2 separate regions of the Mus musculus genome follow, and region 2 is linked to region 1. The links are chromatin loops, found by intact Hi-C in ENCODE. Cell type or tissue: heart. All regions are shown on one strand. Links, peaks and the distances in the headings refer to the core of each region. The heading gives the core; the rest is flanking DNA. Region 1 has its middle 18 kb from the start of Ryr3. Region 2 holds the start of Gm22676 (a small nucleolar RNA gene).

Evidence for each region. Hi-C counts contacts between places; a loop is a spot of excess contacts. Peaks named below come from ENCODE experiments on the same cell type or tissue, not always from the same donor. Only the 100,000 strongest peaks of a DNase experiment are listed, where the experiment ranks them.
Region 2: it touches region 1 in a loop (7-fold over the local background); 5 of 42 quality-filtered maps call a loop at or near these places.

The regions. Positions count from the first base shown.
Region 1 is chr2:113,233,499-113,236,421 of GRCm38, reverse strand. No RefSeq gene overlaps it. Among named protein-coding and RNA genes, the nearest start is that of Ryr3, 18 kb to the right of the region's middle. In heart, for the core only: a CTCF peak has its summit at 1,666 (motif pointing right); no DNase peak of the experiment used is centred there.
Region 2 is chr2:112,499,630-112,502,552 of GRCm38, reverse strand. The region is part of intron 1 of Aven (apoptosis, caspase activation inhibitor); the gene reads right to left. Gm22676 (a small nucleolar RNA gene) reads right to left here and starts at 1,684; the gene lies at 1,556-1,684. It also overlaps a transcript of Chrm5 not described here. In heart, for the core only: a CTCF peak has its summit at 1,176; a DNase peak (open chromatin) is centred at 1,102.

The DNA.
Region 1 (2,923 bases), core at 321-2,820:
GCAAAATAACCTAGCCCAGTGAACATTATAAGAGGACAAATATGGCATAAGGACTTCTCAATAAGTGTCTTACATAAATGAATGGATGGTTGAGAGGACGGATAGACAGATAACTAAACAAACATGTGACCTACTACTACTCTGGGAGTTGTTTTGTGATTTTTGAGGAATCCTTCAACTTTTTCCTGATTAATAAAATGAACATTAATTATTTTAGCATGAAATACCAGAGGAGATAGTTAATGCAATCATCTAAATGCACTGCAAACATAAATATATTAAAAACATATTTTGAGAATATCTTTTCTTTGACCTTTCTTGTGTTTTAAAGTCCTGTATTAAAACTTTGACTTTTTTCATATTATCGAGTTTTATAGCCGTCGTTTAAGGTTTACATGCATTTTTATTCATGAGATTAATTTTTTTACTATGTCATATTCTTTGTAAGAAATCTTTACAGAGCTATAAAATCTTTTTGTGGCATGGGTTAGAATACATTAACTAAATAATATGGCTTTAGTTATACTACCTAAATTCAATGTGTTAAATAAAAATATATACTTCCCCATTAATTATCAATAGCAAACGCAGGAGCAGCATACAAAATACTTATCAAGGCTCAAACAAGTAATTTCTTTGTTTTGGGTGGCTAGGAATTAATTGACTCTTTCAGTTCACATTTGGGGTGTTGTCTGTCCCAGTTACTAATTCCACCCCATTTACCTTATTCAGCCTTCTAATATATAACTCTGGGAGGCTCCTAACCAAAGCTATATCCATCAAACATCTAATGCCCTTACTTCTAAATCCAAATTGAAAGATGAATGTTAAGTTCTCTTCCTGGAACTGCGTCTATAACATGTCAATTCCATCTATTTCTCTCACAAGGAGAACAAAGTCTAATAACAACAAGAAGGTGTTCTGTGCATTCACCATGGTCAATTACAATATGTATGTGTGCATCTTTTGGTCTAGGTCGAATTCAGTCTCCTGGAGAGTGTTTTTCACTGAGTTACAAATAACATTGGAGATAGCTTAAGGAAACATAGAAACTTTAGGGTGAGATACTCAGTAAACCCCAAAACATAGAATTCTATAGTGACAGAATCATATCTAGAATCCTATCACTGTTGCTAGGATAGTCTTTCAAAGTCAAGTGTTTGATTATTTCTGCTTCTTGGATATTTTCAGTGGCTGTTGACCTTCTTAATGTGCAAGTTTATGTGGAGTGGGTTTATAAAGATTGCCCTGATTGAGTCATTTCTTCCCATTGTCTCCCACTATTAAATACACAGTCTGTCTCACTGACATAGAATACCTATTAATGAAATATGTCTCTCTCTGTGTCTCCTTCCTCTCTCTCTCTCTCTCTCTCTCTCTCTCTCTCTCTCTCCTCTCTCTCTCTCTCTCTCTCTCTCTCTTTCTCTCTCTCTCTCTCTCTCTCTCTCTCTCTCTAATGAATTATCACAGACACTCTCCTGAACCCTAGTTTCTAAACTCTTCATAAGGAATAGAAAAGGAACTATAGTTTTGTGCTGTTTGTTTATGTTCTGAAAGTTCTGAAATTGTATTTGTTGCATAGAAAAACTGTCAGAAAATCTTAATACAAACTGATAGATCAAAACAAATTCAAATGTCTTATCGGGAACTAGGATTCACATTAGGCCACTAGAGGGCAGAGTAGTGTAACTGTGACTGTGTGAGTCCAGACGCCTGAGAAGCTTCAACTGTTTCAGGAGAAAAAGATATCCCAGACAAGAAAGTCCATGTAGGGTGTTAAAAAAAGAACTCATACAATCTTCTGGTCCTGGTTTGACCATTGAGTGCATAATTACTCTTCCCTGCTTGATACCGCCTGCCTTGGTTATTTTTAAATTCTGGTTTAATCCTAGTCATTGCCTATTGCCATCTGAGGCCATAAGTTAACTTTGAATTCAGGTTGAGAGTCTGTTACACAATGTGAGTCACCACATTTCCAATTTGCTACCAACTGCAAACATTCAGGGACCCTCCCATTTATCCCATACATTCTGGGCCCTTCCTTGCTGTTACCTTAGCCACAGAGTTCTCATGATCTAACCCACATTCCTCACTCTTCGCAGAACCCCACTCCTGTTTTCTTTTGGGTATTGATGGAAACAGATTGTTACCCACGCAGAGGGCTCTGTGATATCCTTTTGGCCTTCTGCTTTTCTGGGGACATTGTGTGCTTCTCTGTTAACTTCTTTCTGACCCCCCCCCCCCCCCCGGCACTGCTGTGTCCTTCATAAACGAGAAGAATAGCAAAAATCATTCATTTTAGTTGGCATATTCTTCATAACATTTTGTTCCAAACCCTTGGATTAGCTTGTCCTTTTCAGCACCAAGTTGGGATCCACAGGTTTGTCTCTAGTGAGATGGCCCTTTCTTGCTCACTTTGACTTTAACTCAAATGTATACCAGAGCACACAGTCAGCGTAATTGTGTGCAGCTTCTAATTCCTTCAGCAGGAAAACATGAAAGCAATCCCCAACTCTCTGCCAAACAGGATAGTGGTTCCTTAAATCGCCCTTTCAGTCTCAAGTCTAGCTACTACCCAAGCCACAGGTACCCTGGTACTGAAGGCAATTTCCAGGGGCATGGGGCAAACATCTCTGACAACACAGCCTTCAGGGACTCCTGAGTGGAGGACTCTGTGTAGTTGGTTACAGTGATGGACACATCACTTGGAGTTCATCTCTAATAATATCACATGAATACAATCTTTCCTGGGACACAAATCATGTGGCTTCTTCAGTATGTGTGACAAACTTCTAAGCTATGTATGTGTCACATTGCAAACATGTGGGCATTAGGACCTGGGTTCTCTTAGATGCAGATGTGAGCCAGCTCTGCCCCAAGGCTTTTCCAACAACCACAAGCAAACAAGCTGCTAGTCGATGCT
Region 2 (2,923 bases), core at 146-2,645, 730 kb after region 1:
CACATCTGCCTGTAACTCTAGCCCCAGGGGATCTGATCCCGTCTTCTGGCCTCCATGGGCACCAGCATACACTTGACATGCACTCACACACATACACATAAATAGAAATAATAACGAAATAAATGTGTTTTTAAGGTATGATAGTTGGGTGAAATGGAAGTGGAACCAAAAAAGCCACTAACTATGTAAATTCTATTTCTGCCATCCAGATAGTAAGAACGAACACTAAATAAAAATCAATATATCAGAAGATGCTAAAGACCCAAAAAAATTAATAACTCCCAAAATCTGATACTTCACATGGTATATTCTATAGATATATGTTCTACTCTGATGTTGAGCCCCAATATACATTAATAAGTAAAACTGTACTAACATCGTGGTACCACTCTAGGCCTGAAATTTACGGGACAAACCAGTTTCAGGAAACATTTCCATCTGGAAATGTCACGTTAAGGTAAAATACCCACTGCCACGTTAAGCACACCCAGCTGTCAACTAGTCTTGGGCCAGGCATGCATGCTGTTGACCAGGAAGGCAAAATGTCTCACATCTCCCAAAAGTAAAACACTCCACCACTTAAAGAGTTTCCTCTGCTGGGATGAATAAAGCAAATCCGATCTATATGCTGGACAGGATTATTTCAATCCTAAAGAAAGATGGAGGCACAGCATCTGCAGAAAGATGGGCTTGGCTGGGGGTGATAGAGCGAATACAGCCAAAGTCAGGAGAAAAGTGCTTTCTCTGTCTGTGGTTTCTAGAGAGAGAGATAAAATTACATATGTGTGCGTAAAGCACCTGTATGAAAGAAGGGAAACTGAGGAACAAAGGAAGTCACCAGAGTGGGAAGAGGGTAGGGGGAGCGCAGCATTTGCATACTTGTAAAAAGGGTTTTCAAGTAACATAGGCCTGTGAACAAATAATATGCACAGTGACAATGTTTAAAAACCAGAATTGTCTCTGTAAAACAAAGGGAGGAGAAACAACAGAGAGATCAGTGGTGTGGATGCATCCTTTCGCAGATCTCTCCAGTGGCCTGGGACAGAGAGCCCGGGACTGGGGAAGCACTACACTGATAGTTAAGATCCACAGCCAATAAGGAGCGTTCCCTGCTGCTGTCTGCCAGTGGCCCAGGGCCCAGGGCTCATTTGAAAAGTAGTGTGCTACTTGCCCCACCTGCTGTTCAGAGCTAAAACTGTGCTTTGATCGCTAGTTTCATGAGGCTTGAGAGCAAGCCCAGCTCTAGAGAGGGGAGAGGAAGCAAGTCTGGCCGGGCTGTCTTCCAGGGGAGGGGATGCAAGTCTGGCCGGGCTGTCTTCTGGGTGCTGAGCCCAGGGCCCTTCCAGCACAACAGGCTCAGGCCCTCACCCTCCTACTCTGGGCTGATGTTTATGTTCATTGTTTTGGAGTTGGAAAAGCGGCTTTGGAGGTGGAGTTAACACAACTTGCATTTGACAGAGAAGTCAGTCAACTGCTTTTTGATGAAGCTAAAAGACACAATTTTATGTTTCTTGGTTGGTTTGGTTTGCTTTGCTTTGCTTTGCTTTGTTTTTAAATGTGTAGGACATGTGTTTGGGGGACGGCAACAAACTTTGTAGCCCTCCTCACATCATGACCAGGTTTATATTGGGTGTGTTATAAACAGAGGAGCCATTCCTCAGGCCCCCTGCTCTGAGCACACCCGTTTACAGGTTAGCTTTCGACTCTAGGTCTCTAGTATTTGTTTCTTGGGAACAGTGGTGTCCTGCTAGATGTGGTAGCACTTGCCTATAATCCCCACAGGAGGATCAAGGCCATCTCAAGCTACAGTATCTTGTTCCAGGACAGCCTGGGCTGTGGAATAGAAGACCGTGCCTAATAACAATCAAAGAGAGAAAAAAGAGAATCCTGTGATCAGAACTTTTGTTGATGGACAATGCTGTTGTGTCACACTTCTAAGTAATCCACACTCCAGAGTGTAGAAAGTACAGACTGCATCTAACACGTAAACAACCACACAAAAAAACACAAGGTCAAATGAGCAGACATAAACTATAACAGCACAACTCTAGATGCCCAAGGAACTCAAAACATACATGCACACATGAAATTCACACAGCACATTTAAGTATTCGCTAACTGAACAGTTTTAATTTTCCAGTCATAAATGATAAGGATCCATTCATACATATGGAAGCACATATAGCTCTTTATACACAGTGACTGTCTCACTGAATACACAATCAATTAACAATGTCTCTTGGTGTTATAACGTGATTTGATAAATACAAAAAATAGAAGAACCATAGAACTGAAGGTCTTAAAATAATATGTATATGAATTTGATACAAGTCAGTCATCCTAATTACACTTTAATAATATAGTTATTACCATTCAGAAACCCTGGCACTGGCGAGATAGGAGAATCAGAAGTTCAAGGCCAGTCTGCCCTATGTGAGACCCTGTCTCAAAAACAAACAAAAAAATAAATAAATAAATAAAACAAAAATTATTGCACAGAAGTGGAAAGCAACTATTAAACAATTCTCAAGTATAAAATATATTACCCCAGATAAAATTATGAAGAAAATATGGGAAGAAAATATTAATTTAAAAATATAAGGAACAGTTGAAATTTTACTGCTAAAGGCTTTATTGATGCATTATTTTTTTAAATGTATAAAGCCAGTTTCAAGTCACTACTGTATTTAAGGCTACTCATAAAAGTGGTGTGCCTTTTAAAGTGCTTCTACAGCCATTGTTGAGACAGGGTTTCTGGAAGCCCAAGATGGCCTCTAACTACTGTGTACCTTCTGATAGCTGCCTCCCATTCTGAGTTCTGATAAGGTATGCAACCCCATACCCAGAGTTTGTGGTGCTGGGGACCAAACCCAGGGCCTTGTGCATGCTAGACATTCTAGCAAAAGAGCCACATCCTCAACCC